2 separate regions of the Homo sapiens genome follow, and region 2 is linked to region 1. A link is a loop called in an ENCODE intact Hi-C map of the cell type or tissue named here. Cell type or tissue: ascending aorta. All regions are shown on one strand.

Region 1 (5,000 bases):
AACCATCTAAACTTCTGTAAAACATTTAAAACATCTTTCACAATGTACTGGTGAACTAGAATGAAAGGTAAAATTTCATATAGTCCAAAAATGAGGTGTAGTAGCAACCCTGGGAGGTAAGCAAACTGACTTTTGCCCTAAAGGTTTCATTAATCCCTGGGGACCCTGACTTTGTATCCAGATGGCTGCATGGAGTGCAGAGCACAGGAGGTAGAGTCTAAGCTTCTTCCAAGACGAGTAGTCCAAGAGGAGGCACCTAAATAAAGCTGGGTCCTGCAAAGAGTCACATCCTCAAGGAAGTGAGATTGAACACTAAACCTATAGGGCAGATGGCGACAGCAAGAAAACTAGCTTGTTATGACCTGAGGGTGCAGTGGAGGGGAAAAAAAATAACTCCTCCTTGAGAATTCATAACCATAGTGAGCGCTCAGATCTGGATTTGCAGTCAAGATTCATACCACATACATGATCAGAATAATCTTTTTTATCTTTTCCTTTTGTTTTTTTTTTTTTTTGAGACAGTCTCACTCTGTAGCCCAAGCTAGAGCGCAATGGCGAGATCTCAGCTCACTACAACCTCCACCTCCCAGGTTCAAGCATTCTCCTGCTTCAGCCTCCCGAGTAGCTGGGATTACAGGTATGTGCCACCACGCCTGGCTAATGGCTAATTTTTGTATTTTTAGTAGACACAGGGTTTCACCATATTGGCCAGGCTGGTCTCGAACTCCTGACCTCAAGTGAGGCCCACCTTAGCCTCCCAAAGTGCTTGGATTATAGGCATGAGCCACCACACCCAGCCCAGAATAATCATTCAGATAATTAAAAGTGATTCAGGCTGGGAGCAGTAACCCAAGTAAAGTGAAACTCATGTTGCCCAGGCTGGTCTACCAAAAACAGAATAATTAGTCAGGCATGGTGGCACATGCCTATAGTCCCAGCTATGCGAGAAGCTGAGGTGGGAGGGTCACCACCTTGCCACTGAGGGAGGTCAAATCAGCAGGGAGCCGTGATAGCACCACTGCACTCCAGCCTAGAAAGAATGAGAACCTGTCTCAAAAAAAAAAAAAAAAGAAAAGAAAAGTGATTCTGGAGTGTCCCCAGGCAACTGTCAAAGCAACAGCACGTTCCTCTCTTGAAAACCCACCTTTGGGGCCAGGCGCGGTGGCTCACACCTGTAATCCCAGCACTTTGGGAGGCCGAGGCAGGCGGATCATGAGGTCAGGAGATCGAGACCATCCTGGCTAACATGGTGAAACCCCATCTCTACTAAAAATACAAAAATTTAGCCAGCATGGTTGCAGGTGCCTGTAGTCCCAGCTATTCGGGAGGCTGAGGCAGGAGAATGGCCTGAACCCGGGAGGCGGAGCTTGCAGTGAGCAGAGATCACACCACTGCACTCCAGCCTGGGTGACAGAGCGAGACTCGGTCTCAAAAAAAAAAAAACCCACCTTTGACCTAGGCCCCAAAGAACTCCAGGGAAAATGAGTGGCTCACAATAAACCTAGTAAAACATATAAAGAAACAAGGCACTGACAAAATTATTTCACAAACACTTTAGATAATCATCTATCATAGATTATAAAATGACTATGTTTAATAAAATTTTAAAAATAAAACAGGGAGAGAATGGGCTCAAAAAAAGAAATAAAAGGCCAGGCATGGTGGCTCGCACCTGTAATCCCAGCACTTTGGAAGGCTGAGGCGGGTGGATCATGAGGTCAAGAGATCAAGACCATCCTGGCCAAAATGGTGAAACCCCGTCTCTGCTAAAAATACAAAAATTAGTTGGGTGTGGTGGCGTGCACCTGTAATCCAAGCTACTCAGGAGGCTGAGATGGGAGAACTGCTTGAACCCGGGAGGCAGAGGTTGCAGTGAGCCGAGCTCACACCACTGCACTCCAGCCTGGGTGACACAGTGAAACTCCGTCTGAAAAAAACAACAAAAAAAAAAACAAATAAAAACCCAGACTATATTGTTTAGGGATACTTAGGTGACAAAATAATAGACACAAATAGAACATAATTACCATAAAAATCAGGACCTTGAGGGGGTTGGGGGGAAGGTTTAAGTGGAAAGAATGGAGCGGTGACAATGTGTGTCAACCTGGGAGGTGGTGACCCTGGAGTTCGCTTTGTAATTCCTCAAAATGAGCATTTATGTGCTATTCACTTTTCACAGGGCAGAATCTCTGAACTAACATGTTTAAGCAGCCATATAAAAAAAAAATTATTCTCAAAATGTCTCAAAAAAACAAAAATGTTATATATATACGTATAAAAGAAATATATACACATACGTATATATCTATACATATACGTGTGTATATATATGTATATATACATACACGTGTACATATATATATATATATATATATATATATATATATATTTTTTTTTTCCTAGTCGGGCGCGGTGGTTCACGCCTGGTATCTCAGCGCTTTGGGAGACCGAGGCGAGAGGATTGCTTGAGCCCTGAGAGTCTGAGACCAGCGTGAGCAACATAGTGAGACCCTTGTCTCTATTTTTTTTTTTTTTTTTTGAGTCGGAGTCTAGCTCTGTCGCCCAGGCTCGAGTGCAATGGCTCGATCTCAGCTCACTGCAAACTCCGCCTCCAGGGTTCAAACGATTCTCCTGCCTCAGCCTCCCGAGTGGCTGGGATTACAGGCGCCCGCCACACGCCCGGCTGATTTTTGTATTTTTAGTAGAGACGAGGCTTCAACGTGTTGGTCAGGTTGGTCTCGAACTCCTGACCTCAGGTGACCTGCCTGCTTGGGCCTCCCAAAGTGCTGGGATTACAGGCGTGAGCCACGGCGCCCGGCCTGAATAAATCTTTTAAAACATAAAGGTTTGGGTGAGTCCCTGGCCGGCCGGCACAAATGCCGGGGTGGGACCGCGAACCGGGTGGGACCGCAAACCGGGTGGGACACACTCGTTCCGGCCCGGGGGGACTCGGGCCAGCAGCCGGCCGCCGCGCGTGCGCACTTGGCGCGGGGTGGGGGGGAAGGAGGGGCCCGCGCTCCTACCTGTAGGTGGCCAACGCCGGGCGCTGGGCCGCCGCTCCTGCCTTGCACGTTAGAGAGCCGGTACATGCAGGTGGGAAGCTCCACACGGAGAGGCGCGCCGCGCCCGTGATAAGGTTTTACCTGGTACATCGGCATGGCGGAACCAAAGCAAGAGAGGGTGGCGCGTGCCAAACACCAACGCTCAGAAACCGTCCGAGGCTACGACTGGGGGCGGACATCTCCCTTGTGACCCTGCTGCGGTCGTTCGGGAAAAAAAAAAAAAGCAGTCCGGTGTGCTCTGATTGGCCCATGCTCTTTGACGTCACGGACTCGACCTTTGACGGAGCTAATAGGCGAAAAGGAGAGACGGGAAGTATTTTTTCCGCCCCGCCCAGAAAGGGTGGAGCACAACGTCAAAAGCAGCCAATGGGAGCCCAGGAGGCGGGGCGCCTGTGGGAGTCGTGGAGGGAACTTTCCCAGGCCCCGAGGCGGATCGGGTATTGAGTCCATGGAGCGAGCTGAGAGCTAGAGGTGAGCTGGGCTCGCGGTCTCCCTTCTCGCGCGTCCTCCTTGAGAACCACGGCGTTCCAACCTCCCTGGAAATGGGGGGAACATGGCCGAGGGGCGTGGCGAGGCGTGGAGGCCCCGGAGCGGCGTCCTCAGCGCCCCAGCCATCCAGTGCTCCTTGGTTGCGCCTTAAGGCCGAGGCAGGCTCCTTCGGGGTCTTTGGCTGCGGGCAAAGGATTCGGCCCTGTAAGGAGCTGGGTTCGGCCTGTCCCAGACAGGCCCTGCCCACATCCCATCACAGGGCCGTGAACTTGAAGCCCTAGCGTGAAATCCCCATAGACTGAATGCATTTCCTTTCTACCTGTTCTCTCTCCCCTTTTATTTTTATTTTTATATTATTTAATTTTTAATTTTTTATTTTTGTAGAGACGGGGATTTCGCTATGTTGCTGAGGCTGATCTCGAACTCCTGAGCTCAAGCAATCCGCCCGCCTTGGCCCCCCAAGGTGCTGGAATTACAGGCCTGATGCACGCTGCCTGGCCTTTTTAAAAAATTGAGGTTATTTTGGGGAAGGTAGAGCGTCCAGACACATCCTAATTTGCATAGCTGCGCAGTTTTACAAAATGCAATGCATTTCTACCTGTTAGGATATGTGATTTCTGGCTGGTAAGCTACACCGAATCTTGGCTAGCACAGTTGCATTCCATGTCAGATATGTAAACACAAATTCGCTCTCTGCATTTAAATATATTAGATAGATTTAAGTAACTACATTTAAATGTATTCACATTTAAATACATTTTCGGTCTGTATCTAAATGCGCTCCCTCCTGAAAATAAATATCTGAAGTGGGCCGGGCGCGGTGGCTCACACCTATAATCCCAGCACTCTGGGAGGCCAAGGCGGGTGGATCATGAGGTCAGGAGCTCATGCCTAGCCTGGCCAACATGGTGAAATCCAGTTTCTACTAAAAATACAAAAATTAACTGGGCATGGTTGGCGGGCGCCTGTAATCCCAGCTACTTGGGAGGCTGAGGCAGGAGAATCGCTGGAACCCAGGAGGCGGAGGTTGCAGTGAGCTGAGATCGAGCCACTGCAGTCCGGCCTGGGTGACACAGCAAGACTCCGCCTCAAAAAAAAAAAAAAAAATCAGAAGTGGACTGTAGCCTATAGTGTGTTGCCTAATAAATTTATTTTTAGAGATACTTCTTTCAATTTTCTGTGAGGTCATCTGCAGTTTCACATGGTAGACAGACTTAGGTGAGATTCTTAGCAAGGTGGAATGAAGAGTAAAGAGGTTTGTTTATTTCACAAGGGTTTATTGAAGGCCTACAATGTGGTAAATGCTGTAGGAAATACCCAATGATTTCTCTTTCATGGAGGTTTCCTGCCTTCTCTTAACAAGTTATCAATTAAACGGTTTACTGGAAATTGCTAAGTTAATGAACACACGGGATACATTCTTTGGATGAGCAGACATTGGTTGGGCAG
Region 2 (5,000 bases), 260 kb after region 1:
ACCATTACGCAAAGCTTTTGTATATACTGAGTTCTAAAAATGCCTTTTGAACTGGTGGAAAAGCAGCGTGCCCAAGCGTGTCAAGAGCTTTACTCTGACACCGTAATTCTATTTTGGATAACCTACCTTAACAAGATAACATGGGGACTCATTGCTAAGTGCTCCTAGCTACAGAGACCATGGTGAGTCAAGATGGTTTAAGGGCAGTGTATTGGGGTTGAAAGGATATCACCTCTTGTTTCTAGGTGAAGTAAACACTCCAAAGCCTTAAAAATAATTCTGAAACTAGCTTCCTGTTATTCCACTGCAATACCAACAGAAATTTATAATCAGAACTGGACATACTGAGATCCTTCTGCAATTTAAATAGCTGGCAAATGGAAATGTTTCTCCAGTGAGTAACTGTCAAGCATTTGCCATTTATTTCCAAAATTAATGATGCTGATGTTAGTGTTTGTCTGCTTAGCCAGAACATTGCTGTGGGGATTATTTAGCAACATTTATTTACTGCAGGAAAAAAAAAAAAAAAAGTAGCAATGGGCTTTACATTTACAAACCACAACATAAGAGAAAGAGAAAATAAACAATATAAAAATTATCAGGCTCCTCCTGACTCATGGTTCTCTAAACACTACAGCTTCTCTTCTGAGAACCACTCCTCCCTGGGGAAGCAGCCAAGAGGAGTGACACAGACAGATGGAGTCCAGGCTTGAGCCTGTCAACTTACCAGCCAACTGACGATGGACAAATTGCTTAAACTAAGCCTCAGTTGCTATCTGTTAAATGGTAAATTGCAGATGATAATAGTTTGATCATCTCAAGGTCACTGTGAGGATTGAGTGAGATAATCTAGTATGTATTTTGATTTCTCCTTTTTTCCTTTATTTTTTGAGACAGGGTTGTCTCAGGCTGTTGCCTAAGCTGGAGTACAGAGGCACAATCTCTGCTCACTGAAACCTCCATCTCTCAGGTTCAAGCGATTCTCCTGCCTCAGTCTCCCGAGTAGCTGGGATTACAGGCGTGTGCCACCACATCCCACTAACTTTTGTATTTTTAGTAGAAATGAGGTTTCGCCATGTTTGCCAGGCTGATCTTGAACTCCAGACCTCAGGTGATCCACCAGCCTCAGCCTCCCAAAGCTCTGGGATTACAGGCATAAGCCACTGCACCCGGCCTCCTAATATTTTAAACCTACACTGGAACTCTCCTCTCTCCCCACACCCGCTAACCCATTCTCCAATTCAATCAAATCACATTGCCTCCCACTGCCTTCAGGAGAAAGCTCAGCCCCCTCCACTGCAGGACTTGAGAAGCCTCTAGGATCCTACCCCATCTTCCTTCTCTATGTCACAGCTCCAAATATCCCTACCCCCAGTCAACTCTAGGCACACCAAACTGTTTAGGGTTCCCCAAACATGCCACCCCTAACACCCTATTCCTCCCATATCTCCATCTGTCTCCCTAACATTCCAGTGTTTCAAACTTTAGTGCTCTAGTTCTTAGAAACCACTCTCATACTTCAAATTATCTTCAGTCCTAGAAGAAGTCTTAAATAGTACTACAGAGGGAGGGAGGTAGAATACCAAGGTGGTGTTTTGGTAGGACCAAATCTATCCTATTTGAAGACATATACTTATATAAGCTAATTATTAACTATTATAGTTAATATATTCTAATTCTAATTATATTGAAATAATTAGTTAATATTATATTCTAATTCTAATTATATATTATACTAATAATATATAATTATATCAGAATAATTAGTTAAAATTATATTCTAATTCTAATTATATAATTGTTATATAATTCTAATATAATTATATAATTCTAATATAATTATATATTAATTCTAATATAATTATATAATTCTAATATAATTATACATTAATTCTAATAGAATTAGAATATAATGTTATTATATAAAAAATATATTAACTACTATACAAGAAAATACAATGCGGCTGGATTAACTTTTTCAATCTACATAAGAACTTTATAAGGCAGATACTGTTATCTCCCACATTACAAATGAGAAAACGGAAGCACAGAGGGGTAAAATAATTTGTCCAGATACACAAGCTGAGACGTATGACTCCATGAAAGTTAGTGAGTATTACTCAAAAACCAGTCTTACAATGACAGTGCTTCGACCCAACTCTTAAGCACTGGCACGTACTACTTCCCTCGACAGTAACAACTAAGGCAATTTCATGTGGTGTGTCATGGATGATCACGCGGAAAGCATTCGGGGAATGTGTGAGCCAGCCCCAAAGAAAATGCCAGAAAAAGCCAGGCTCAGTGGCTTGCACCTGTAATCCCAGCACTTCGAGAGGCTGAGGCAGGTGGATCACCTGAGGTCAGGAGTTCAAGACCAGCCTGGCCAACATGGCGAGGCACTGTCTCTACTAAAAATACAAAAATTAGCCGGGCGTGGTGGCGGGTGCTATAATCCCACCTACTGGGGAGGCTGAGGCAGAATTGCATGAACCCGGGAGGCGGGGGCTGCCATGAGATGATATTGTGCCACTGCACTCCAGCCTGGGCAACACAGCAAGACTGTCTCAAAAAAAAGAAAAGAAAAAACAAAATGCCAGAAAAAGAAAAGAAAAAGAAAAGCCAAGCAGTAAAAACCTCCAATGCCAAGTTTAGTATCCCATATCCCATAGAAATCGAAAACAAGATCTATTTGAACACCCTGCTGTAACCTAACAATCATGAAAAATGAAAACTGGTAGCTTATTTTGTGTCATACCAAAATTGGGAAAAAACACGTATTTTTCCCAAAGACCTGATGATTTTATGAGAGATTTTTATGAGAAATCTGAAATATCATAAACCAGCTGCTTAAAGCTCATAAAGCCCAAAATCATTTCATTTCAAAAAAATAATGTACATGGATGTCTGAAATCTTCATTAGTGTTTTCTCCAGTGCCCTCTAATGGCCATAAGATGAAAAAGCAAAGAAAATTACATACCCACAAATTATCCCAAACTCTTCACCCACTATAAACAAAGTTTTTAAATTCTTTTTCTTTTTTTTTTTGAGATAGGGTCTCACTCTGTCACCCAGGCTGGAGTGCAGTGGCGTGATCTCGGCTCACTACAACCTCCGCCTCCTGGGATCAAGCAATCCTCCCACCTCAGCCTCCCAGTAGCTGGGATTATAGGCACGCACCATCACCCCCAGCTAATTTTTGTATTTTTCGTAGAGATAGGGTTTCGTCATGTTGCCCAGGCTGGTCTCAAACTCCTGAGCTCAAGCGATCCACTTGTCTAGGCTTCCCAAAGAGCTAGGATTACAGGCATGAGCCACTGCGCCCTGCTAAACAAAGCTTTTAAATAAAGCTTAACCTGGTAGAAAATACAAAAATCTCTCAATCAGCTATCACATGCATCATTTTCAGACAATTTCACCAATGAAAATTACTCAGATTTTTAATTAAGAGTCATAACATTACACATTCACGTTGACCCAGTATATCAATATGGGGAATGTGTAAATGTAGGAAAACATTCATACATTTTTCAAAAGTAAGAAAGGTCTCAGACCAGTGTTAATTATAAGAGCAGAAAACTTGAAAGCACATCAAATGACCAACTCTAAGAAAATGTATAAGCAAATTTTAAATGTTTAAGCAAGGCCAGGCCCGGTGGCTATCCTAGCACTTTGGGAGGCCAAGGCGGGCGGATCACTTGAGGTCAGGAGTTCAAAATTACCCTGGCCAACACGGTAAAAACCCCATCTCTACAAAAAATACAAAAATTAGGCAGGCATGGTGGCACATGCCTGTAATCCTAGCTACTCGGGAGGCTGGGATGGGAGAACTGCTTGAACCCAGGAGGCGGAGGCTGCAGTGAGCCAAGATTGCACCACTGCACTCCAGCCTAGGTGACACAGTGAGACTCCATCTCAAAAAAAAAAAATAGACCAGGCATGGTGGCTCATGCTTGTAATCCCAGGACTTTGGGAGGCCAAGGCAGGTGGATCACAAGGTCAATGGATCAAGACCATCCTGGCCAACACGGTGAAACCCCGTCTATACTAAAAATACAAAAATTAGCTGGGCGTGGTGGCACGTACCTGTAGTCCCAGCTACTCAGGAGGCTGAGGCAGAACAATCACTTGAAAGAGGGAGTAGAGGCTGCAGTGAGCCGAGATCGCGCCACTGCACCCCAGCCTGATGACAGAGTGAGACTCTGTCTCAAAAAAAAAAAAGTAATTAAAAAAATAATAAAATGCTCATTTCAATGTCTGTCGGGCTTTTCAAGATTATAAAGCACTTTCATATACAACAACTCTATGTTCCTCAGGAAAGGAGATTAAAGCTAGGGAAGGTTAAACTGTACCTTTAGATCACCAAGTTACAATCTGGCTGGACCAGACCTTGTACCCATATTCCATCTACTTGTCATTCTTTTTTTTTTTTTTGAGACGGAGTCTCACACTGTCACCCAGGCTGGAGTGCAGTGGCGGGATCTCGGCTCACTGCAAGCTCCACCTCCTGGGTTCATGCCACTCTTCTGCCTCAGCCTCCCGAGTAGCTGGGACTACAGGTGCCTGCCACCACACCTGGCTAATATTTTTGTATTTTTTAGTAGAGATGGGGTTTCATTGTGTTAGCCAGGATGGTCTTGATCTCCTGACCTCATGATCTGCCCGTCTCAGCCTCCCAAAGGACTGGGATTACAGGAGTGAGCCACTGCACCCGGCCTACTTGTCATTCTTAATAGCTCCTCTTCCCGGGCTTCAAAATACAAAAGCTACTAAAAATGACAAAGACCACATGGCCACATGGAAGTACAAGTTGAGTAGCTTTAGCTGAAATGCTTAGGGGATCAGAAGTTTTTCAGATTTCACAATTTTTTTTAGATTTTCAAATACTTGCATTTTGCTTAACAGTTGAGCATCCCAAATCTTCAAAGCCAAAATCCGAACTGCTCCAATGAGTATTTCCTTTGTTTTGTTTGTTTTGTTTTGCTTTTGAGATGGAGTCTTG

Evidence for each region. A loop is a pair of places that touch in the nucleus more often than their neighbours do. Peaks named below come from ENCODE experiments on the same cell type or tissue, not always from the same donor. Only the 100,000 strongest peaks of a DNase experiment are listed, where the experiment ranks them.
Region 2: a loop joins it to region 1, with 6 times the contacts of the local background. A loop is called at or near these places in 18 of 110 quality-filtered maps.

The regions. Positions count from the first base shown.
Region 1 is chr7:67,300,909-67,305,908 of GRCh38, reverse strand. It overlaps the pseudogene PMS2P4 and the pseudogene STAG3L4. Among named protein-coding and RNA genes, the nearest start is that of SPDYE21, 26 kb to the right of the region's middle. RefSeq lists a silencer at 2,879-3,058 and an enhancer at 3,239-3,288. In ascending aorta, a CTCF peak has its summit at 3,013; DNase peaks (open chromatin) are centred at 3,018 and 3,438; H3K4me3 peaks cover 2,196 bases; H3K27ac peaks cover 1,591 bases.
Region 2 is chr7:67,038,890-67,043,889 of GRCh38, reverse strand. All of the region lies in intron 7 of TYW1 (tRNA-yW synthesizing protein 1 homolog), which reads right to left. Among named protein-coding and RNA genes, the nearest start is that of TYW1, 45 kb to the right of the region's middle. In ascending aorta, CTCF peaks have their summits at 2,749 and 2,953 (motif pointing left); a DNase peak (open chromatin) is centred at 689; H3K27ac peaks cover 1,441 bases.